Linked DNA regions of Mus musculus: region 2 is linked to region 1. Evidence: chromatin loops called from intact Hi-C (ENCODE). Cell type or tissue: left cerebral cortex. All regions are shown on one strand. Links, peaks and the distances in the headings refer to the core of each region. The heading gives the core; the rest is flanking DNA. Region 1 overlaps Gm40876 (a long non-coding RNA gene). Region 2 overlaps Gmds (GDP-mannose 4, 6-dehydratase).

Region 1 (12,636 bases), core at 4,632-7,131:
AAGAAAGGAAGGGAGGGAGGGAGGGAGGGAGGGAGGGAGGGAGGGAGGGAGGGAGGGAGGGAGAGAGAGAGAGAGAGAGAGAAGGAAGGAAGGAAGGAAGGGAGGGAGGGAGGGAGGGAGGGAGAGAGAGTGAGAGAGAGAGAGAGAGAGAGAGAGAGAGAGAGAGGGAAGGAAGGAAGGAAGGAAGGAAGGAAGGAAGGAAGGAAGGAAGGAAGGAAGGAAGGAAGGAAGGAAGGAAGGATACGGCTCTGGCCATTTGCCTGGCCCCACCTTGAATTCTTACTGTCCTCGTAACCTGTTAAGTTCAGGATACTTGAGGAGTCTGAGGGCTGGTGATAGGTTTGCTGAGTAGAACTGGGAAGGGACATGTGACACGGGTATGTTATCTGATAGCTCGGCCAAGTTCCAAGCTAGAACTTTGAGGAACTGTGAGTGACATCCTCGCAGCGACAGCTCAAAGACTCCTGTCGTCTTTAGGAAGGATAAATTCCTACATCCTGACTGAATTCTAAACATCTACACACATCTCTGCTCTGTTGTGACGAGGTGGCCATGTGAAGACTTTAGGACAGCCAGGCTCTGCAAATGCACAGGGTTATTCTGTCTGGAATGCGGTGACCTGACATGAAACTCTGGGAGCAGATGTGGCTGAGCAGGGCCCGGGACTTTGCCCAGGAGTAAGCAGATGAGTGGAATATTTACTTTGAAAAGTAGCCTCTGTGGATGGGAAATGATTAATTCAACCATGAGGAATTTAGAATTCTACAGGGTGATGCCCTCAGGAAGAGAGGGCCCCTGTGAGAGGAGCTGGTTGAGAAAGCTCTGTGGTGTCTGGACACAGTGAAGTCCTTTCCTTCCCACACTCACAGGACCTGAATAGAGATGAGCTGTGGCAATAAGGGAGGAAGGATCCATTTACCTACTTTGAAGAAAGCATCGAGGGAAATTTCCAAGAGAGGGAAAGTCTACAGGGTGGAAGGAAATATCTGGGACAGGAGTTCCAGTTAAAGCTTAATATCTCCAATATTTATCTCCAGCTAACGTTCAATATCCAGAATATCCAAAGAATTCCTAGACCACATTAAAAAGCACAATCCAATTCTGAGACAGAAAAGGGATTCCCATGTCTCTTTGAGGAAGACACACAAGTGCCCATTTTGCCAGTGAAATGATGCCAGCCAGCATCCTTGAGCACCAGGGACATGCAAATGGAAGCCACAAGGACATATTGCTTTATGTCCTCTGAGATGACTGTAACAATATTGTTTTAACATGGAAAACAAGCAGTGGTGAGAATATGGAGAAATGAGAGCCCTCTTATAGGGCTGGGGGGAGCTTGGGATGGCACAGCTGCTGTGGGAACAGTATAGCAATTCCCCAGGAAAGCTAAACATAGAATTACCATGTGAACTCTGAGGGTCTAAAAGCTAGGCTTGAAAAAAATAATTAGGCATCAGTCTTGACACCATGTGTCCATCAACAAACACACGGATAAGCAAAATGCAGAATGCAAGCACAGTGAAATACTATTCGATCATTAGAAACAACGGATGTGGGTGAAGCTTGAAAATCTTAAACTAGGAAGCCAAATGTACAAAAATGCAAGTGTTAACTGACTCCTCCTCCAGGAAATACTAAGATAGGAAAGCATGCAGATAGAAAGTAAAGGTTACAAGTGGGCTAGGGAAGGGTTAAACAGAGCCTGTTTGCGATTATGAAAATCTACTAAAAATAGATACGACGGTGATGGTTATACAACACTGCAAATATAACTAGTGCTACAGGACTGTACAAGATTGTTAAAATAGCATACATATATTTTACTACATTTACAAAATATTATAGATTTTTAAAAATATATTGTATACTTGAAAGCGGGTGAATTTTATAAGATGTGACTTATATCTCAATAAAGCTATAAACTTTAAAACCAACAGAAGCATATGCTGCTAGCCTGGTGCCTTTCAAGGCTGTGACTCAAGGAAGGATGAAGTCACCTGGCACCCGGTGTTACATGAGCCCCAGTGGTGCTTTCTGGTCCTCAGCCACTCCATGCTGCCACTTCTCTATGCTCTGGGAGTGAAGTTCACTGTGCCTGGTCCAGCCATGTTGATGAGCCAGGATCAGAGGCAAGATCGCTTCTTCACTGCTCTCCTGCTTGGCGGGAAGAGCCCTGCTCTGGACCTTCTTAGCCCCTTTGCCAACACAGACCACCTTGCTTCTCATTCTGATGAATCTGAACAACGAAACCATGTACTCATCCTTAAACAAGATGCGCTGCTGGGGACAGTGCATACCTCTAGGGAGGACAGGCTTTCATCCTTCTTGCATAACACAGACTGGTGAGGGGGAAAGCCAGGGTCCTGTGAAGATCAACCTTGTCTTTCCACTGTGGTCTGCTGCTCCCCGCCCCCAGCCTCTTCTCTCAGAAGCTGTTCTACTCCAACAATACCTCTGTAGATGCCCTCCCCAATGAGAAAGAGACACATTCCACAACTATCTTCCACCCAGATAACTTTGCTAGGTTCAGGTTGCAACCACAGTTTCCTCATCCTTTCAAGGCCCTAGTCCCAGTGAGTTGACATTCCCCTAAGCTCCCACCTCCCACACAGCTCACACTACTCTTGCGACTCTCTTTGTTCTATGGAGGCCTGGAGGACAGGGACACATGCCCATCGTGTTATTGCTTGGAACAGCAGTTGGCACATTATGAGCTTGCATGTGTTTGATGAATGAGTGAATGATGGGTAGACAGAAGGCAGGGCCACAACCCTGTTCTACCCAAGCTCAACTCTCACTCTGAAGGAAGATAGGCATCCCTGCACTTCCCTTAGAAAATGATGTACGTGAGCCCTGGACCTGCACGACTAGAAGACACTGAATGAGAGCACCTTACGTTTCTGCCCATTTGGCAGCCCCCACATGGCCTCCCACCATCAGATGTCTCCCTCAGCTTTCAAATCACTAAAGGCATGCCTTCATGTTCCCCCAGATAATTCTTCGTGCATAAGCAGGGGTCAGACTCCACCATGCCCACGTGACAGATTAGATTCTGTTCTTCGGGGCTTCCCACATGGTCTCTCTGTCACACTGTGCATGTATGTTGAGTGGGCAGCGCAAAGAGAGAGCGCTAGCTTTTGATTTCTCTTCTTCCTTCACCACACTAACCTCTTCAAGATGCCTCATCTATGATTTCAATCCAAACCACAGAAGTAAAATGCCAGGCATAGTGGAATACCACCCCACTGCCTGCAGTCTCAGCTCTGGGGAAGATTGTGAGTCTGGGTTACAGTGAGACCTTGTTTCACATTTTAAAACAATAATAATAATGAAGGAAGAAGGAAGCAAGGAATGAAAGGAGGGAAGGGGAGCAAGCGGGGAGAAAACCACATTTTCTAATTTACCATTTTCTACATATTACAGTTGGACGTGGAAGGCGACACAGTGAAGGCGGTTCTTTTCCCTGTAATATCACAGGTCCTTATAAGAGGATATCAACTATACACGGGACAGCTTCCCAAGTCAAAGAAGCTTAACAAGAGTGGGCCATCAACACTAACCTAAGTCCTACTCTACTCTGAAATCTACCCTAAGATTGTCCAGGGAGTCACAGGACCCACTAAGTTCACTGTGCACCTCTCCAGTGTGAAATGATATGGAGACTCCAGTCAGCTAAACACTTCTTGTTTTCTCTTTAGTAAATGAGTATGTGTTGGCGATTTTTTATTGCGTAATAAAACCAGCATGAAATGAACTTGCTCCAGTTTGTCCCCATTCTTTAAAACCACCGTGCCTTCCTTCTCTTGGCCTGTTTTTTTTTTTTTTTTTTTAATCTGGCATCCTGCCTTGACCTCAGCTTGGTGTTCAGTGGAGCGATGGCCACAGCCTCAGGCAGGAAGCTTCCGCTGGGTCAGGGTGTCCTGCTGTCTGCCCATTTGGGGATCCGCATGGTATGGACAGACTCTGGGATCAGTTTGCACCCCAGGGGGAGTTGGCCTCTGTGGATATTGCTTTTATAGACTGCTTGTTTCTGGCTCTGCTTTTTTTTTTTTTATTATTACATTCCTTTGCAATTCTAGCAGCTGTTTTTGTCAAGAGTCTTAATAAAGTTTGAACTGTTAAGCGAACTTTATGGAAATTGGTCACAGAAGTGTATGTGGCACCTTTAGTGAAGCAGAGGCAGAATTGCCCCTGGCCTGCAGTGACAAACAAGCCGAAAAGTGTAGGTGAAAGACAGTCACTTGACGGTGGATTTTTAACCTGGATTTCTCAGAATCTGATGTCTCCCGAAGTATCGCTTTCTTTAACTCTATTTAGCACAGTTTTCAAAAGTGTTTGGTTACACAGCCTCACTTAAGGAGCGTCGTTGAGGGCTGTGAAAGGGTTACATTTGCTTGGCTTGGCTTCTGTCCGGTGCTGCTTCTCCTTGGAAGTCAATGCTTGGAAGAATCAGACTTAGAGACATAGCAGAATCATCGAGTCTAAGTTTCTAAAACCGACTAAGATGCTACCAGCTTCTTCCTTTTATGAAGCACACTAAAACATCACCCCTCTCATTCAGTGTACTCATCTGGCAGTGACCTTAGCTTGATCCAACAGTGTCCTCTGAGCCCAAGAATCTGAACTCCTTCCAAATACACCCGACTTATAATTCCCCCCTAACACTTCACACGCCACTGGGGTGGAAGAATCATTTGCCAACAGACCAAAACTAACTGCTCGTCTTTCTTGAATGTGACTTCACACACGTTCTTGAATAAAACAGACTTAAGAGAGCAATAAACTTCGACAGGTAGCCCACCCTCCCAAATCCTTCCTTACAATGAGGCATCAATGGGACACTTTGAGAACTCATTTTGCCACCAACACTAAGTAAAATGTCATCTAGCAGCACTACTCTAAGAGAAATAACCGACTCTAGAGTAAAAGGCAAGTACTTCGGGCTTAAGACATGCAAAACGCAATGGTGGGACCGAGAAGCTTATGAAACCTACACTTCACTAACACTTGGTGTTGACTCAGAGTCACGGTTGGAATACTAGGTGACCCCAGAGGCCAGCCTAAGTGTAGTAGTCACGCTGGGGAGGAGGCATTGCTCCCAGACTTCAGTGACTATAAAATAAACAGACATCTCTGCCCTGCCAGATGGACAGGGTAAAGGGCACAGCAAACGCTTAGATGCTGTGGGACCTGAGTCAGCACACATCCAGCTCCTGGATTGGCTGCTGAGATCTGCAGGGGATCTCTCTTTCCTTTTGTCCATCATGATCTGCTGCAATATAAGGGAGGAGAACAAACAAGATAAAGAGCCTTCCGTTCTTCGTGACGATGTCTTGCTAAAACTCACTGAAGACGATTTTCAATCCCTTTCTTAATCCCCACCTAGAATTGGAGTACACTTCATATCGTTTTTGCTTTTTAGAAAAACTAATGGTGCAAGCCCAACCCATCACTTCTGTTGATAACCTCACACCTGTGCTTGCAACAGTGGGGGAACCCACCTTTAACATGACAGACCTACTTAAAACTCCTGGCTCCGGCTTTCTCTTCACAGACCACGAAAGCATGCATTCCCTTTAGCAGACAGTGGAGGGCGATGTTGTACCGGTGTGCTCCCACACATAAACCTCTCAGGAAACTTCCTTTCCAAGGGAAAAGGGTTCTTTCCCACAGTAATATGAACATGATGTACGATAATGAAAACAATAACTACACCAACATATTTTCCCCAGAAGTTCTTTTTATTTGTTCAGAGTGTGAACGTAGGGCCCTATAACTATGAGATACTGAGATAAATGAATGGGTTTCTGAAAAGGGTAGAAAGTATTGAAAATACTTTCAAGATGGGCTTTTCCAGACTCTGTAACTTGATGATTTTGACTACTGTATATTAGGAGTCTCATTACAAACCATTGTTCAGTAGTTTAAAGATAATATAACAGCAGTAAAATAGAGAAACACCCAGATTGACATCTGGCCACCATCAGCCTGGCGTTGTAAAGGAGATTCGCTGACTGCATTTCTCCGGGCACAAACCTGGCAAGGAATGACAGAGAGATACACTTCTAAACGGAGAGCTCTGACAGCTGAATGTTATTTTCAAACTGCTACACTTAAGATCTTCGCTAGCCACTTCTTCATTTCCCTCCCTGAAGCCTAAACTCAGAAGACCCAATTTAATTCCTGCCTTTTCCGTTCCCACAGCGAACTTGCTCCTGCTCAACAGAGGTTTCTTTGTAGTTCCTCACTAGTCTGGTCGGATACCGCTCCACACCACACAGGTAACTTAATAAATCAATTTAAGAAGCACAGGCAAGTTTATGGCATGCTCAGAATATTCTAGAAGAACAAGCAGAGAAAGCTGGCTTTAATTCAAGCACACTTTCATAATTCCTAGGAGGGTTGCCAGACAGAGCACAGGACGAGTGCTTCAATTTGGTTTTCAGATAAATAAGATTATTTTTAGTGTAAGTATATCCCCGTGCAATCTGGGAGCCACGCTTAACACTTTAGAAGTATCTGGTGTTTATCTGGAACTCAAATTTAGTTGTGCCTCCTCTGAAAGGAGGGGGACTCTCAGATAGCGGGGGTACACACATCGAGCAGGACTATTCTATCCAGTCGCCATGGAGCTTTGGGTTCAGTCTCTGTGTGCAAAGATGAAAAGAGAAGTCTATGAATTTACATGCTTTGAAAAAGTCCTTGGTGCTCAGGTTTGGGGATAGATAGGAGACAGGTCTTTCCCCTCCACCCCCACCCCCTTCGTTATCCAGAGCGTATACAGCTGCCAAGAGCCCAGTGGAGACAATTTGGCTGATTTAATATTTGTGAGGGTTTGAATGTAAAACGTGCCCCCATTGGCTAGGTTTCGAATGTTTGTTCCCCTGCTGGCAGTACTATTTAGGGAGGCTGTGGAATATTTAGGAGGTGGGTTCTAGCCAACAAAAGTAGGCAGCTCAGAGTAGGTTTTGACTCTTTCTACCTGGCCTCTAGTGTCTGCTTCATTGTCTACTTCCTGGTTCACTACAGTGATGATCAGCTTCTGCCGCAGCTCTCATGGCCAGGAGCCGAGCTGCTCCACATACCTTCCCTGTCCCCGCCTTAAATTGACTGAAACCCATGAGCCAAAATAAACCGTTCATCCCTTCCATTACTGCTCTCAGGTGTGGTGGTCATCTCAATGCTGAAGTAACTAACCATTCTGTTTAATGCGCAGCTCGACTGGGGAACCACATCTACTGGAAGTACGGCTGGCAGCTAACACGTGGGTTTCAGCCCAAGTCACAGAATGAGAATAAAAAGCAGGTCTACCCTTCCTCCACACGCAGGGGGCAGAGCAAATAGCCCACCTCAGTTAACATCTACTGTAGTATCTGCTGTTCGTGAGCTTCATTTCTGTGGTGACAGGGACAGAGAGCCAGCCTATTCCCAGCAGTCACGTGAATGAAGCATTTAAGCATGTTCCCTGAGGCTTTGAGGTGACAACAAACAAAAGCCAACCTGACAAGCATGGTATCCCAGCTTATGTTTCTTCATGGCGTGAAAGCAGAGAGAAGGGAGCCCTTATATACTCTTGGTGAGCTTGTACCTGGAGTAACCATTATGGGAAACTATTCACCCTAAAGGTTCCTAAGAACTAAAGGGCAGAGTAACCCTGTGGTCCATCAGTACTCTTTGAAGTATGCATCCAAGGGCGCTGTAGTCAGTATGTCTGCTGTCTTCGCCCCAGCAGCATGGTCTGAAGTAGCCAAGTGATGGAACTGAAACCAGGTGTCTGTTGACATGTGGATAGATGAAGAAAATGTGATAGATATAAATATTATATTATGTGATATATATAATTGGATCACTATCCATTACCCTTAGACATTTCTGTCACTTAACCTGGGGACATTATGTTAACTGAAATAAACCAGATACAAAAAGAGATCAATTGTTTGATATGAACTGTATGTGAGAGCCAAAACAGTCAAACTAGTGGCAGAGAGCATAGTGGTGACTGCCAGGGATGAAAGAGGCAAGAAGCGGGAAGGAGGGCAATTTTCAGCCGGGCAAAAGGAACAGATTGGTGAGGTCTGTGGTCAGACATGATGGTTATAGTTACGATAACATGCTACATACTTCCAAATTACTGCGTATGTGAGTAGAGTAGGCTAATTGTCTTGTCTTTACTTAATCACATACCTTACTCTGTACAATATATGTATGTGTGCCTAATTATATTTTGTCTATTTAAAATAAGAATTTTAAGTGAATAAAATTTAAAAACACTTGAAACCATTAGAAAAATAATTTTTCTAGTTTTTTAATTAAGAAAACAGACAAAATAATTAGGCTTTCCTTATTATTTTTTCTTGTTTCTTTGCAGTTTTGGGAATTGCACTCAGAAAATTATATGCATCAAAAAGAGAAAGAAAAGAAGAGAAAAGAAAAGAAGAGAAAAGAAAAGAAAAATCTTTACCATTGCATTATAATGATATCAGCCCTCTTTTTGAAAAATAAAAATGATTCTCAACCTAATAGAACCAGAGTCACCCAGGGCCTCTGTGTTATGAAAGCTGTTGTCATTGTTGTTGAAATTGTTGTCATTGCCCTTACACAGATGTCATGTAAATCAAGGAGCACAAAACCCATGAAACACAAGGAACTAGTACCACAAACCTTCACGGGTCAATTAACTATAAATTAAGCCGAATCAGATGTGTCTGCACTCATAACAATAAGAAAGACTAACACTGTCACAGAATTTTTTCAGTCTTGGGAGGGTGAGGTTAGAAGCTGGACATTTATAAAGCTTTGAGTTCTGGGTACAGGCTGTTTAAGGTAGATCTTTCAGGGCAACACACTGGTATATGAATCATGACTTGGGGTTGGTGGACTCAATGGAATGATTGTTTTCAATGAGTAAACTTGATACCCTAATACGTAAGCTTTTTACACAGGAAAGCAGATTTTGTTTTCTCTAAAATGTGATTGGGGGAATTTCTTGAAGCAAACAAGAAAATTAAGCTTTGATTTCAGTCTTATCTGCCTTGTACCATTTCTTTGGAACAAACAAGTCTAGTCACCCTGACGTAGGTAGACCCAGGTCTGTCTTCACATGGCAACTTTTGGTTTCAGTGCAGCCCAAAGATAGAGTTGCTACTTAGTGAACACTTATTGTATGCCAAGCTCTTCCGACATTTCATATACAAAAGTGGCTTTAATGTCCCTATTGATTGACAAGGAAACAAGTCTGAAATGTATGGAGCCATCTGTAAAACCCTCTTGGATCATACCAGTTGGTGGCCTTGAATTTATAATCCTTTCATTTTTCAAAAGAGCTTATATCTATTTTATTTATTATAGTATAACTATATTGTATTCACATCTATAAATACCGGTGTAAATATAGGTGCTATAGAAACATGATAATTATTAGCAATACTAAAGCTGGATGAAATTAAGTGGATTTTTGTCCACTAAGATTGACAAACAAAAATATTGGGTCTGACCCAGACAGAAACTGAGACGTGCTTCAAGCTTTTCACCTCAGTCTTCAGCAATGATTAGAACTGAAGGATGTAAAGCTGTCTTCCTTGGACCTCTGACTAGAATCTTCCCCTTCCCAATGAGGAACAACATGACAGTTTCTCCCACAAGTCCACCATCTGCCTCCTTCACTTAACTCAGTGTCCTACCTACCCTGAAGCAGGATGCTACCAACACCCCAAACCCAGCTTCCAGCCCCAGCTTGCTGCTCAGAAGCTGCCCCTAGACTTTACCTAGCTTACTAGCTTCGGCTTACTATCCTGAGGAATTAAATGGTAGGAGCTCTGTAGCAACTCTTCTTTCCCAGGATAATCCATCAAAAACATGGCCTAAGTCACGATAACATCAAGCCCTCCCCCCCTCCCCCAGTTTTCAAAGTCAGACATGAAATTATATCTCAGTGACTTCCTTCGACCCCAAAGAAAAATGCAAACCAGCCTTACTTAGTTCTTCGAGTTAATCACAAAGGAAGAATGTTTTAAACACCAAGCTGAGTAGTGCTGTTTTCAACCTTTCCCTCCTAGTGTCGGATGCCTGTTGAATGGCGCTATTTGTTTAAATCATCAGCTCCAGTGACCCTGCTCTCTGTATTTGTTATGCTTTGGATGAAATAATATTGTAGGCGTTTCCATTTTTTAAATTCCGTACTACTATAAAATATACACTGAATCTATCACTATCTAGCAGATGTGCTCATGACTTTGAAATCGTCCATGAGCTAGCTTTAAAAAACGTCCCTTTCTGAGAAACAAAGATCAACTCTTTCATCTGCTTTGGGAAGAACTCGGTTCTTTGTTTTAAGTGTACAGCTCAGATTTATGTTTTCTTTTTAGTAGAATTTTCTGTTTGTTTGTTTTAGGCCCGGCCTAGATCATCCATGGAAAACAGAACTGTTTGGGGGCACAGGCTGGTATCATGGATTTTTACTTTAAAGCATAAGGTTCTTTCTAAATAACAAGGAATTTTTCCCCCAGCCCCCTTAGCACTTCAGAGCTCAACAGTAACAGCAACAATACAATCTGTCCTGGAATTTTAGTAATATAGTTCAGGATATTTGTATAATAATGATAACTTAAGCTTTAACTGTTCATAATTAAAACACCTATGAGTATATTGGGCCCAACATACCTAAATTAAGATAATCTACACTTTGAAATTCTTTAAAGAGACTATATCTATTTTATTCATTATAGTACAAATACTCTGTATTTGCATAGATAAAACTATTTAAATATAAGCATTATAGAATAATGGTCACTATTAGCAATACTAAAGCTAGTTGAAATTAAGTAACCATGTAAGATTGACAAACAAGAATATTGAACAAACCATTTATTCTAATCCTATCCAAACCACAGGATCTCTTCAAGACTAAATGATGTCAGAGAGTTTGAAATTATGGCTAGTGTTACATAGAGTAAATTATCAAAAACAGATCAACTTGGAACCCTTATCTATTGCTATTCTTGAGGAAAGAGCCTTTTTGTTTGTTGCTAGATTCCTGTCCCCAGATTTCTGAAAGCACACTATCATGCTGATTTCTTGCATGTTCATCTGTGACACACGGGAAAGAGGGAAGATTTCACCACCACCCTCAAGCGTCAGCTTTTGTGCCTTGTGGAGGAAGCATTGCTCCTGTTGATTTTGAGAGTTTTAAAATGTTAAGAAAGGCAGTAACTACCAAAGTTCTATATGGAAAGAAGTTTATCCTGCTTCTCTTATAGCAGTGTCAAAAGAATACAGAGAAATGATGATAAATCCACATTTCTGTATTTGGAAGACATCATTTCCATTCTGAGCTGATTTTTTTTTTCTTCTTAAAGATACCAATTGCAATCAGGGTGGTATTACTAAAACTGAAAGAAACTATTGACCCTGAATCCATAGTCCCAAGAGGACCTTAGGTACATAGCTCCATTGCTCATCATATTCGATGACTTACATTCCCAACAAACATTGTCTTAGGAGGCAAAGATTTGGAAATGAATGGTCCTCAAGTTGAGCTTATCCACCCATTAGAGAAATCACAGATGCCCTAAGTGGTTTAAAGAAGTAAGCATATCTTCTACATATCTTACAATGCCTAGATTGTAGAGCCAGGGTGACTGACCATGTGGTGAAGACTCAGGAGCTACAGAACTTAAGAAGGTGTTTCCATAGCCCAGGACAAGAGGCAAAGTCAATTTTGTAAAGGATGGTTTCCATTACATGTTATTGTTATAACATTATTGTCAATTAAAAAGTAACAATAAATTCAGCCATCAAATGTCAGGGACCATCATGTCACTAAAAAGAAACTTATTTTCAAGGGACAATGATTCTGAATGCTTCACACTGTGTGGTGCAGTCTCTCTGTGGATAAGCAAACCAAACTACCTAGCTCAGCCATCCTCAAGTGGGTTAACAAATTTACCTTAAAACCAAAGTACACACGACCACTTTAGAGTAGACACACAGGAATGGTGAAGGTTGAGGGTGTCTTGGTTGAGGTCAGCTTCTACCTTGAACTTAATTAAGAATTTCAACCATTCGAAATTAAAAGATGAATTCCCAAATGGGGACAGCCCCAGCTGCAGTTTTCCAAGCCAGTTGCCTCCTCTTGTTTTCCTGTCCAGCCAGTTTTAACCTCAGGCATCACTTAGGACGGTTCCCCTCCACATCCCTGAGGCTGTGGGAGGACCCACAGCTTGGCAGACCGTGGCTCACTGAAAGCGGCTTTGCACTAGCACTTCATTTATTTCTGAAATGCTGGCAAAGCTGAAAGAGGCTTCAATTCCACAAGGGGCAACATTTTTCTTCAGGAAAAAAAAATGTCAGCACAGGTAAAACAGATGTGTTCAAATTAAGAGAAATTAGCTATTGCACCAAATTCCTGTACTTGGGGATGGCTTTCTCTGACATAAACATACCGTATTCTAAAGTCATAAAACGTAGTGTTTCCCAAATGGGACCCAGGGATACCAACGATAGCACGTGTGTGATCTATGGCCCATCTGAGGATGAAGCGGGGAAATCACATCATCTCTTTCTAACTATTCCCACTCTCCTTTAACAAGAACCTGGGTTCTGGCCTCAGGAGTGGGAGGAAGGTCACCCCCAGGTGGA
Region 2 (12,636 bases), core at 5,718-8,217, 280 kb after region 1:
TCCAGGGTAAGGGTGAGAACTTGGAGTTTTAGGAAGTTTCCAGTTGGCCCTTAAGCTTAGTCTGGTAGCCACATTTTAGGAAACATTTCTCTAGTATTTCAGGTTGTCTTGGTTCATTCAGACAGTCACTTTAAATGCATTCATCTTAGACTTTGTCCTTTCAATGTACCAGCTTCTGAGTCAGATAAAAATTAGTCCTACTAATCACCAGTTCATGGCAGTGTGAGATTTTAAATCACAAACGACACCTGTAACCAAGAATTGTGAGAGTGGAGAAAGTCTGGAGTGAGTCTTGTATACCTCACTTCTTCACACTCTCTTTTGTCAGGTAGTCTGTAGCCTATGAGAATTGATACCTTAAAAAAAAAATCCTTCTGTCTCAAGACAAAGCATGAGTACGATATGTGTCTTTTAAAACACACATTTCATATCTCTGTGCAGTAAGCTAAAGACAAGTTGATGCTTAGATGTGGGTAGTTGACACCAAGAAGAGGATTGGCCAGGGCTGTAGTGTCCTCACGGCTCTCCTGGCTTACTGCCCGACAGTGAGTTTACAGCCCTCTGATCACTCTAAGCTGCAGTTATGGCCTCAGATTTTGGTCTGTTTTGATATTATCAAGGGATTAAAATATTAGCTCTAAATGTTAATATCTTTAAGGAATTTACTCTGTTCATACAAAAATTAAATAAAAATTTGTTTCTGACTGGTGTAATGTGTTCAGTAAGATTAACATAAAATAACATGCTATTTTATAATATTTTGAAAGATGGTCTAATATTAGCACATTTTGTGTTTAATTTTGAATTCTTGACTTCGCGACTGGGCATTGTTTGTGTTGGCCTCATGTTGTGCAGCATAAACTCTCTATCACTCACACTTCCAGTTAATCTGATGTGGGCCTTGGTATTGCTAAAAGTAAGGAAAATAAAATAATAGGAAGCTGGTCTGGCTTCCTGTAGGAAACCAATGAAGATGAAATTGCTTCTTGGAATGAGCCCATAGCAGTCTGGGAAATAGTGACTGAAGACATTTTTCTGAATCATAAACAGTAAAATTATGACTCATGAAGTAGTTCATTGAAAGGCTGATTGGATCTTACGTGGGGGAAAGTGAGGGATGACTGCAATGTCCCAGTTATTAACAGCAGTTAAACCTAGCATAATGACATCATTTCAGTAGGAACAAATGATACAGTTTAGTCCTGCCCATCTTGGGAGTGAAAAAAATGTTTTAGGAAAAATTAAAAAAAAATACCTTGTGAATATACATTTGTTACTTATGTGCTCAGCATTCGTTATAGCTGTGCCTTTGGAATTTGTCTACTTTTTTCCCCCAGCTTCTTTGATGATCTTAGGTCATTCTACAGTCACAGTACTATGAGAATCTTCCCACCGTGAACCTGGTCCAGTGTTGATTGCATTTGCCTCACAATATTATGATGGAATTGCTTTGAACTTTTTAAACATATGAAAATTATTTAGTCATAAGCCAGTCATGAATGAGAAATAATTTAATATGACTTTCACTTTTGTAAATGAAGTCATCCACTCAAATCCATTTGGTAACTGCCTAATCCAGAATGGGAATTCAGGTCTTCATATTCTATAATTTATTTTAAAGGGGAATAAAGAAAATTATCCTTACCAGTGACAAAATAAGGTAGTGTTCATAAAGTAACGTCTTTTCCCACATTGCAGTATTTCTTCTTGTACTCACTTCCTCCCCCATGCCTGCAGTGTAGTATCATTTTAGTTTTGAGAAGAGAGTTTCAAATCACCTATCAGTGATGAAGACCATTATTATATTTCCTTCAAACTTTCTCTTATTGGACATCTTAACTCCATAATTTGTATTCCTCGTCTAGTCTTGTCATCCTTACTACTTTCCCTTTTGATTCTCTAAGTTACTTGCTTCACTTTTTTTCTGTGACAGTAAGGAGGCCTGAGTGTTTGGTTGAAGGAGGTAGGTAAGTGAGCTGCGACTCCCTTTCCATTGTTGAGCACACCAGCTGGTAGATTCTGATTGGAGAAGCCCAAAGGGAGGAGCCTGTGCAAGCTCAGGAAGCTGGCCGTGAAGCAGAATTGCTTGTGAACAAGGGGCTAGTTGTTGTAGTAGTGACCATGCAGTCACTAAGTCAGAATCAGGGAGAGAAGCTAGAAACGCAAGTCCAGCAAATAAAACTGGGAATAAAAACAGGCATAGGAATTACATGGGTAGACCCTGGGAAAGAGACCAAGCAAATTTAATTCACCAAGCAAAAGAATTGTCATCTATTTCCTGGAGGTTCTGAGTTGCAATTTACAGATTGATAACTAAATCCAATATTTACTCCAGAAAGCAGGAATCTCTTGGGAGAAGGGGCAAGTGGCATGTTGCACTAAGAACATTCATTATGGTGAGAAAGGCAGGTTGACTTTATATCTGGCTAGTATATCACCAATCTAGTAATACCACAAAACAAACTGCAGCAACATGGTCCTTAATTGTACAGTTATAACAGAGCAGGGGGTAGCCTATTAAAAGTCCACAACCAGCATCAGAGAAGGACTATTTTTCTGTGTTGTTACTCATTGATCTATTTATTTTGGATTCTGGAGACCTAGCAGGGAGGTGTGAGCAAAAAAATGAATAGATGGGGAACATTGCTATTGCAGTTAGAAGGAACATCCTCAAATGTGAGTCAGGGCCTGGACCTGTACACTCGCATGGTAGAGTTCATTAATTTTCCATTGATGAGCACAGTCATCTACTTCTCTTCTTAAGCCGCTGCCTTTTGCTAGACTCAGTGCAGAATGCACTGTGGCAGTGGGCATTTGTAATCAGTATTAGGATAGCAATTAAATATGACTTTCACTTTTGGGACTGTCCTCATGAGAACTGTGGCACGGAAAAGGGATCTTAATTTAGGGGTGTACATTAGAGTTCCTTTGCCACATTCTGAAGCTGCACATCCAGTAGCCTGCCCTGTCTCTCACAAGACTTACATTTGAGGTTTTCCATTATTTCAAACCCTGGTTATATCATGAACTGACTGAGCCTCCTAAGGCTTGTTTTCTCCAGTAAGCTGCATACCTTAGGCTGTAGTGTCTTCTATCAGTGCTCTTCTGTGGGCCCATGTTCTTGCAGTGGACTGTAACACTCCTTAAATACCATCTGTTTTAGTCTTTTGACAATACCAGCCTTTATTGAAAGCTCATTTTGATGCCAAGAGCCCTGCTTTTCTTGTTTGCAGAATGCACCATCATCATCAGGGAGTAGATCAGAAATGAATGCTGTGGGTAAGAAGGGAAGGAAGTGCAGATTGCCTATTCTGTCACCTTCCCACCTCCAAGCTTCCTGTGCTCTTTGTTCATAGTTTGGACTAACATGAGGCAGATTATCGGAAGTAGATGGAGCTAAAAGTCCCGTGGTCAACATGCTAGTCAGTGCTGCTTCTGCTGAGGATGAAGGTAGTGGTTTGCTTCAGCTGTGCCTTGAAATGCTAGGCAAGACTGCTTTCCTTGGTCAAAGGCTTATAGTTGCTCTGCTGAAACATTAGCTTGTGTGGCATATTCTAAAAGGGGAAATGATGCATGGGGCCCTTTGTTTTTTTATTACATGGGCCATAGAATTCTGAGGTGTCAGAGCTCTTGGCAGTAACCCAGGTCATGCCTTTGTTTCACAAGTACCTGCCTGAGATTGCCAGTTGATGGGCAGCCAAGCTCTGTGTAGCCTTGAACCTAGGGCTGATTCCAGTTTGTCATCTGTGCTACTGAGTGGAGATGACCCAAAATGGGGATAGGGCAGGGGAACCATTGAACTGTGACAGAAGTCTTACCTCTGTTGTCATTCCTATCTTTTACTACAAAAAGTGAAGTTTCAGTGTAGTAGGTTGAATTAAGATGTTTTCCTTGCTGGAGGGAACTGGTTAGAATTAATCCCATATGAGTGGTATTTTTATATCTAGAAAGCTCTGAATACAATGCATGATACAGCATGATAAATTAATATACAGGGAAAGTAGGAATGTTTGGAATTAACTCATCTGAAATGACCACATTTTGAACAAATTATGTGTTAACATATAATAATAACACTAACCTGTATGAATTGTGACTATTGAGGCACTGAAGATAACTTATTTTGCTTAATAGATACCTGAATTGATCAAAATTTGAAGAAATTGTTACATTATCATATTCAGTTCCTGAATGTGATCAAAGCAACATAAATCCTCTAGTTTGTTAGCACATTGTTAATATTGAAATACCTCATAGGCCTGAGGAGCAAACAGCTGTATTTTGAGAGAGAGCCATCATTGCAGCCTTGAGAACATAAGGGTTTATGTTGTCTTATATCTAGACTGCTATGCAAACATGGGTCCACGCATGTTTGAGTTTGCATGGATCTGTTTCTCAAAAATGTGACCCCTTTACAGAGGATGTAAGGTGACATGAACAATGTCTGTAGGTAGGTGACAAACCTCAACTATGACCGAAGACAGTTGCCTTTTGTGTGTTCTTGCTCTGTAGCCCTCTTTTCATTCTGATTACTTGCTGTCCTCTTCTGTATAGATACAGTCCTTATACTTCATTGCAAAGAAACAGTTTCATGATCTCTAGGATGAAATGTGGTCTTTTAAAACTCCTATATTCATGAGGATAGGTAGGTGTGTACACTGCTGGTGGGGGTCTCTGCTTGTCATCTGGCTCACATTCTTCTTGGAAGCCTGTTATAGATTTAAGCAATTGAATTCAAATCTAAAACCACTTAAAAAGTCCTTTATAGTCCATTAAGAATTTTTATGGGAGAGAACACTCTATGAAAGTTCTCCATTCCCTGTTCAAACAGATTGTTCTGTTTTATTAGATCTAGGTGGTATTGTAATTTTGATAACAGCTAATAATGCTTGGAATTTTGTTTATAATTAATGGACCACACAAAGGTGTGTTTGTTAGCTTTTCCAAACTTAATCTATTTACAGTAGTAGCTTTTTTTTTTAACTAAATAAAATCAAAAGTATTTCACTCTTGGAACAATTTATGCATATTAAGCTAAAATTAATCAAATCACTAAATGTTCATGTGTATCTTAATGTTCATGTCCAAGGTGATTTTGTAAATACTAATGGGAAGAAATGTTGTCATTAGTAAATGTAATGTGAGTGAAATTACCTTTTCTTTTCTTTTCTTTTCTTTTTGTGATGAATGGAAACAGATTTTAGAATTTCTTATTAGATGAGTGTATAAATAATAGGTTTATTTAATATTTGAAGGCATATATACATTGCCTTCTCTCAGATTGGTGTCTGTATTTGAAGAATTAAGCTCCCCTTTAAGAGACTTAATAGATCCTGTTTTAGGCACAAATCTCACTTCATCATTTTAGTACGTATTTTGTTTATAAATTTATTTTTTTAAAGTACAGTCCTTAAAATTGGAACAAAAAGATAAAATGAGACCTTTTTAATTCAAAGAAATTTAATGCATAAGCACTTTTTATTTTGGTTTCTATGTTAATCATTAATTGATACTTTATCAGTACCAGCAACAAGAAAATTTTATGTACTATGTGGTGTGTACTTTTAAAATATTAATATCAATGATTAATAGACATAATTGATATTAAATCACAACGACCTATGTATCTTTTGCATGTTTATTTTATAATGTGCAGTTAGAATAGTTTTTTGTTGTTGTTGTTTTGTTTTGTTTTGTTTTTGTTTTGTTTTTGGAGACAGGGTTTCTCTGTGTAGCCCTGGCTGTCCTGGAACTAACTTTGTAGACCAGGCTGGCCTTGAACTCAGAAATCCACCTGCCTCTGCCTCCACACCTGGCAAGAATAGTTTTATTTATAAGACTGCATGAAGTGTTGCTTGGTCTGTTATAATGGCTAAATTCATCAGTAGGACTTGGAGAACTCTTTGGAAAATGGTGCATTTGAAATATGAGCTAAGTTATATATGGTCATAGTATTAATGAGTAAAATGGAATTTTACAGAGATGGTGTTGGGAAGTTGTGAAGAATGGGTCAATAGAGTGGAAGTAGCATAATCAGGGCTTCTCATTGTTTGGTGACTCAGGGCCAGCGCTCTTCTCTCTGTTGCTTTTCTCTTTAGGAAATGAATAATATCAACAAACCCGACCTCCGACTCTTTAGGACAGCCCCTCGTCTTGACTGTCAGTCACCCTTCTTCCCTATGACTGGAAGAGAGGCTCCTTTTCTTTGTGTTCCTACTCCGTAGCACTCACTCTGGAATGTGAGTCTGTTGTGCATTTGTTAAGATCCTTCACAGCCGGGCTGTGCGGCTGTGGCAGACTCTGGTAGACTCGCTTGTCTTTTCTGGAAAGAAGCATTTCAGTGTTGGTTAGCAGGGAAATGGTTATTACACCATAGCATTTGTTTTTACATCACAAGAGCAAAGACTACTTTTGCTTTTACCTTATATTAAATATTATAAGGGGTTTTTTTTGGCTAAATGGTCATTTGTCCTGGCAAGATATTTAAATGGCAATTTTGATTAAAATCAACTTATTTTATAGAATTTATTTACTTAAGTTTTTTAAGTATCTTAGTTTTTACTTTTATTTTTTCAATAGTTAACTCTTTAAAAGTCATTATATTAATTAATATATAATATATAATATATAATATATAATATATAATATATAATATATAATATATAATATATAATATAATTCTGTAATGGGAGAAGTATTGACTATGCTAAAAATATTTTATTAATATCTGTATTGGGTAAAAAACTATTGGCTCCGATAAAAACTAGATGCCTTAAATAATGCGCCTTTGCACGTCAGTGTTAATGACGTTGCTTCACAGAGGAAGTCCTAGAAATTTCCAGCAAGTTTCTGCTCTAGGGTAGGAAGGCTCCCCTTTATCTAGCTGAGAGACAGGGTTGTTCCTTTAGGGACCCAGGCAGAGTTTCTGCCACAAGGATGATTGTTATGCTTCTTTATACACATAGATGGCAGCAAAGTGCCACAGACATGGAGGTCAGCCTTGATTTTAGAATGAAAGATGAGTGACAATACACACTGATTTCCATCAGCTTGGTTCCCTGGGTTCTTAGTGTAAGTAAATCTAAAATAAGAAAGAAAGCTACTATTGATAACACACAAGTATAGCAGGATGGAAGAAGCTGTGGGGGACTATGATACACTGAATTTCTGGACAAATCCCAGGTGGGAAATCTTAATCTTTTCAGGTACGTCTTCTATTGTAAGATGACTAAAAGCAGCTATGATATTGTGTGTGTCAAAATAAGAAGACAGTGAGGACAGAGTGGTGGTACGGGAAGAGGGAAGGAAAAGAGAAACCTTACGAAAGTTTCAGTGGCGAGAAATGGCCTACTGCCTGTGTGCACTGTGGGGTTTGGCCTGCATGGCTCCTTTTTAGTTAAGCAAGTTACAAAGAGGAAATGTCAGTCCACGAATCAGGCAAACATTCCATGGGAACATTTGCTCAAATGTCAGCATTTTAAAAAATAGAACTGCAGTCTATTACGGCCCAGTCTCCAGGCTGGATTTTCTATTAAATACACAAGTACAAATGTGTTTGTTCAGAACACGTTCTCAATTAACAAGTCATTTTATGCCTTAATTAGCATTCCTATATAATGACATAATCACTGTAGAAGATGACAGTCATCATTATAATTAATATTTAATATGTGTCTGGCTCTGACGACCTTTCTGTGTGTTCTCACAAACTTCTAGGTAATTTTCAAGTTTTAGAATTGTATTTGGTAAAAATCACAGAAAGGAGGAGCTAAGGAAATAGAAGCGCACTTATTAGAGCCTGCAATCTGCAAGTTGGGTAGAAGGGCATTTTGTAACAATGTAACAATTGAATCACAGTGGTCTCTTACTGCTTACAAACACTCCTAAAGAACTGGCAATGTTGTTCACCAAACATTTCCCCCACCATTTTTTTTTTAATTCTCTTCAGGCAATTTAGTATCATAGACTAATCTCTCTGTCACAAAATTGATTCTAAAGGTGTGTATAACAACTTGCTTAAATACAGCATCTGGCAAGTCTCTCATGTGACAGCAACTTATTTCTCACATAATTATTTTCCTAGTAAATTTGATATCTTAACAACCCCTTCCCTCATTTCTGAGTTCAAAAAGTAACACTTAATATAATTTATTTCTCATAGTTAATAAAGGCTTACATGAGAGTCTTGCCGTTCACCCTCTAGCTGCCTCAGCCGAGTGAGGTCAGGAGGGAATGTGGTGGCCAGGGTAAAGGTGGTTTCCAGCATCACTTTGCTGGGGACTGTAATGGCCTCAATGGGGTTTTAATGACGCATAAAACATATTTTGGCTGTTTCTTGTTACTTATTAATGATTAAATGAGTTTGCTCTGCCACATATTGGTAAGAAAAGATATGTACTTAGGTAGTTTTTCTCTCTTAAACTATCTACTGTGTTAGCTTTAATTTGTATGCACAGGAAGGTCTGTGTTAACTCTTTTTATGTTTTTAGCATTGCTACGTGAACATAAAAACTATACAAGTTTTGATTTGTATACATGTAATTTTTTGATAATTTTAATTAATTTAGTAAAATTTAATAAGGTGAACTTTTATCATCCTACATGTTTAAAAAAATCTAAGTATAGGTTATTATATACAAATTCTTTTGTAAGTTATTGTTAATACTTGTTAATGAGGTTTAGAATAGTATATACTACTTGAAAAATAATTTTTAACCAGAATATTGTATTTTTTTAGGTAACTGCCTTCCTTTTGTATGTTTAGCTCATTTGGCAGACATTAGATTAAGACTATGTGCTTTTTCTTAATAGGATGGTATCATACGTATTATTTATTTGACCTTTTCTTTGCCATGGTTTTCATAAAAAGGACAGGGTTGCAACATCACTTCCTCAAACTCTTTGGTTTCAAAAGAATCATGTTGCACACAGCCAATATGAGCGATTTGTATTGCTTACTAACAGAAGAGCTTTGTTCTCTGCTTAAAAACAAACTGCTGATTTTATTAATGTTATCACTGGTATATTAACTTTCCTTGATATTATTTTATATTTTATACAAACATTTAAATGTTGAATAAATAATAAAATACTTTTGATTTTCTCATAATCTCTTAAATGTACTTTTAAAAAGGGCACCTTTTTCCCCCAAACTAAAATGGAATTTATATGAAACATAAAGGAAGATTTCTATGTTTTATTGGCATCTTACAATAAACTTTAATTTATGATCACTTTATATTTGTTTACTTGAGTAAACATTACTATAGTTTAGATATTTAAAAATGTTTTATAACATTATAGCTTAAGTAATATTTGTCTTGCTCAATTTTCCAAATTATGTCACCATTAATGTTCTTAAAGAAGTGGTGTTACAGTTCTAGGAAAGCAAAGGCACTCTGTTGTTTGAGTGATGCTGCCAGAAGATTTAAGTAGTATTCTAAAGGTTTTTTGGTGTTTTACTCCAAATGTGTTCTGTTACCTGATAAAAAGTAATTTAAAATGGTAAATACTTTTAAAAGTAAATTGATAGAATGGGATGGTAATCATAAATTATTTCTTTTCAAGTGTTGATAATCTTTCATCAAGTACTAATGAGTAGTGGGAAATGAAAATATGAATGATATAGTGTTCAATTTGGGGCCAAACTATATTTCCTTTTATTATTTTTTTCCATTTTTTATTAGGTATTTAGCTCATTTACATTTCCAATGCTATACCAAAAGTCCCCCATACCCCCCCCACTCCCCTGCCCACCCACTCCCCCTTTTTGGCCCTGGCATTCCCCTGTACTGGGCCTTTTATTATTTTTTATAGGGTCCAGGGTAGCAAATACATACAAGTGTATTGCTAATGTTTGTATTCTTTGAGGAGAGATTTCACAAAGAATGTGTCCTTTCTTTATATGAGAGATTCTTCCATACTTTAGCACACTCTCCTGCCTTCCCCCTCTCTTTCTTAATGAGGATTCTACCAGGTCAATGCATCTCATATCATTGCGAGTTTTGATGGTACAACTTTATTGCCCCAAGATTCAGAGACTAATCCTTAAAACAGATACATGTCTACAACGTGTGAAATGCAGCTTGTAATTTTTATTCTTTAGCCAGGCTTTCATAGACTTTCTTTATAAAAGCTGTTGACTGTAAAGCATATTTAGAAAGTATTTATAGGTATATCATCATGGAAAAGGTGTATGTTAATGGACAACATAATAATCCTAGTTAAATACTGAATATGATTAGGGATTTTTATCAGAAACTAGTACAAAATATTACTCTTTATAACGTAGCATCAATCAAATTCTAAATACTTACTTTTAGTAAAATCTTTCCAGTAAAATTTAAACACTTTTTCAAAGAACTCAATTTAACTGACATACTCATTTAGATTTAATAGAAATAGTTTATATTATTTTTATTTTCATTCATAATAAAAGGAAGTTTACAGATGGTTTTAACTCATCTGTTTAATTTTCTTTCATTTATATAGAAGATACTAGCACATTTGATCTTTTCTCTTTTAGTAAAGTTAACTGTTGGGTAAGCCTTACACTTCTTTACTTTCGTGTGAGGCAAGGCCGAGCTCCCATGCTTTGATGTGCCACTTCTCGGGATGTTTCTTTTGCTTACTGAAGGAGTCTGGAGCCCAGCTTAAGCCGTGATGCTCTGTGTGTCGTCCTGCTCTAGCTCCGTGGACCAAAAGCTACACAGAGCTCTTTGACTTCTCAGTGATGCAGACTTGGTGGCTGTCACGTACTTCTGCCTAGTTTTTTTTTCCTCCACTCTTCCATCTGCTTTAGTAAAACTTAAACTAAAGACATATGTTTGCTGCTACATATCAAATCTCTTACTGGATAATCTGTAGTTTATTTAAATTCTACTGACTGTAGGCCTTTACAAATAGAGCTTTATAAAATGAAATAAAATAATTTGTTGCATATACACATATCTTAATGAAACATCAGTATATGGAAAAATATTGATTGTAACATTTAGAACTTTACAGTAACTAAACATGACTAACTTCTGAAAATTCAGTTATCTCTTTGAAATTTATCCGAAATCTCCAAGTTAAATCCAAGATTGAAACATGAACTAATAGTTTCATTGTTAGAACAATTTATATACTTTTTAAAAACAGGTTTAGTTATAAAATTCTCAGCTTAGGACTTATTGACATACAGCTGTATTGATATACTGAAATACAAAGGTTTCTAAATTTTAGAATAGGGTATTTGTGCATTCATGCGTTCATGAGTATGTTTGTGTGTATGATAAAAAACAAGAAAACTGTACTTGTGAATTTTTATATAATGTAAAGTAAGAAAGAATAAAACACACAGCTTTGCCAGCCTTCACTTTCCTCATCTGTGGAATGGGTGTGAGGCTTTGGGAAGTGGACAGAATTTTCATCACATGTTCTACCAGCTTTGTTTCAATCTCAGGACCTGTCAGTATCAATATCGTTTGTTATCTTTAAAATGGCATGCTTTTTTAAAAGTATAAATTATGTATAATGTCTAATCAAAACTAAGAACAAATAAACCATAAGGTTTAAGATTCAATCTCTTTTAAAAACTATTTTTTGGAGAAAGAATCTGATAACTTTATAAACTTTTGTATAAAGTAGTTTTCTCTAGAAATTCTTAATTTCATTTTTTAAAGTAGGCCTATACCTTGGACACAATAGGATAGAAAAAGCATTATGCTTCATTTTTTTTTCAGAAAGCACAAATTAAAGGAGAATGTTCTATCAGCTATGGTAGTACATTTATCATTGAAATATCCTTCTAGAAAAAAATTATTATCTACAAACTATCAATTTGAACGCTAAATGCTGGTTTTTCTTTAAGAAAATAAGCAGATGTGCATTCTCTATAAATTTATTTAGTCACATGAGTAAACTTAAATTCCAGTGTTAATTTGTTTCTGTATTTAACTTTAATATCTCACTATGTCTTTCTTAAAAATTGGAGCCTATTGCAGAGAGAATGTATTGTGTCCCAACTTTGATCAAAAGGGAAAACCGGAAGCAAATAAATCAACTATTTCTATGATCTGATTAAGGAGGTTGTGGTTGTAGGAACAAAGCCTACATATCAAATATTGTTGATAAGTTTTATTCCAGTACAGTTTTCCAGAAGTTCCTGTTTAATGAATTATTAATGATTTTTATGGAAAAAAAAGTTAGTGTGAAGATGTAGTTACTTATGAGTAGATTTTTGATTTATAGGATCATAAGGCAGCCTTAGCGGGTATGTTCATTGAGAGTTTATAATGTAAAGTGTATTAGTTGATTATAGGTGATGCTCTTAGGGAACAAACAACAAAAATTAGAAATGTTAAGGTAGTTTTATGATTCTTAGTAGAGTATGTATTCATCATCTAGAAAAACTAAATAAAAAAATCACCCCCTCCCAAAGATGCTAAGAATTAAAATTTCAATTCCATTAGTTGGGGCTGGTTGGTCGGCTTATGTTACTGAGGATCAAATGTAGGGTCTTGCACCAAGCTCTCTACCCACAAGGCACACTCCAACTCATTGAAGTTTTTTAAAAATGAGAACTATAAATAGATGAAGATACATCAGATTAATAATACTTAGTTTCTTTCTTACTATCTTTCTTTTTAAGCT

What was found. Peaks named below come from ENCODE experiments on the same cell type or tissue, not always from the same donor. Only the 100,000 strongest peaks of a DNase experiment are listed, where the experiment ranks them.
Region 2: it touches region 1 in a loop (4-fold over the local background); 6 of 42 quality-filtered maps call a loop at or near these places.

The regions. Positions count from the first base shown.
Region 1 is chr13:32,486,461-32,499,096 of GRCm38, reverse strand. It overlaps Gm40876 (a long non-coding RNA gene), which reads right to left. Exons shown (of 4, transcript XR_873209.2): 4 at 5,816-6,036. Among named protein-coding and RNA genes, the nearest start is that of Gm40876, 27 kb to the right of the region's middle. In left cerebral cortex, for the core only: a CTCF peak has its summit at 5,587; DNase peaks (open chromatin) are centred at 5,587 and 6,352; H3K4me3 peaks cover 710 bases; H3K27ac peaks cover 342 bases.
Region 2 is chr13:32,208,583-32,221,218 of GRCm38, reverse strand. The region is part of intron 4 of Gmds (GDP-mannose 4, 6-dehydratase); the gene reads left to right. Among named protein-coding and RNA genes, the nearest start is that of Gm52055, 19 kb to the left of the region's middle. In left cerebral cortex, for the core only: a CTCF peak has its summit at 6,969; DNase peaks (open chromatin) are centred at 6,968 and 7,378; H3K27ac peaks cover 1,007 bases.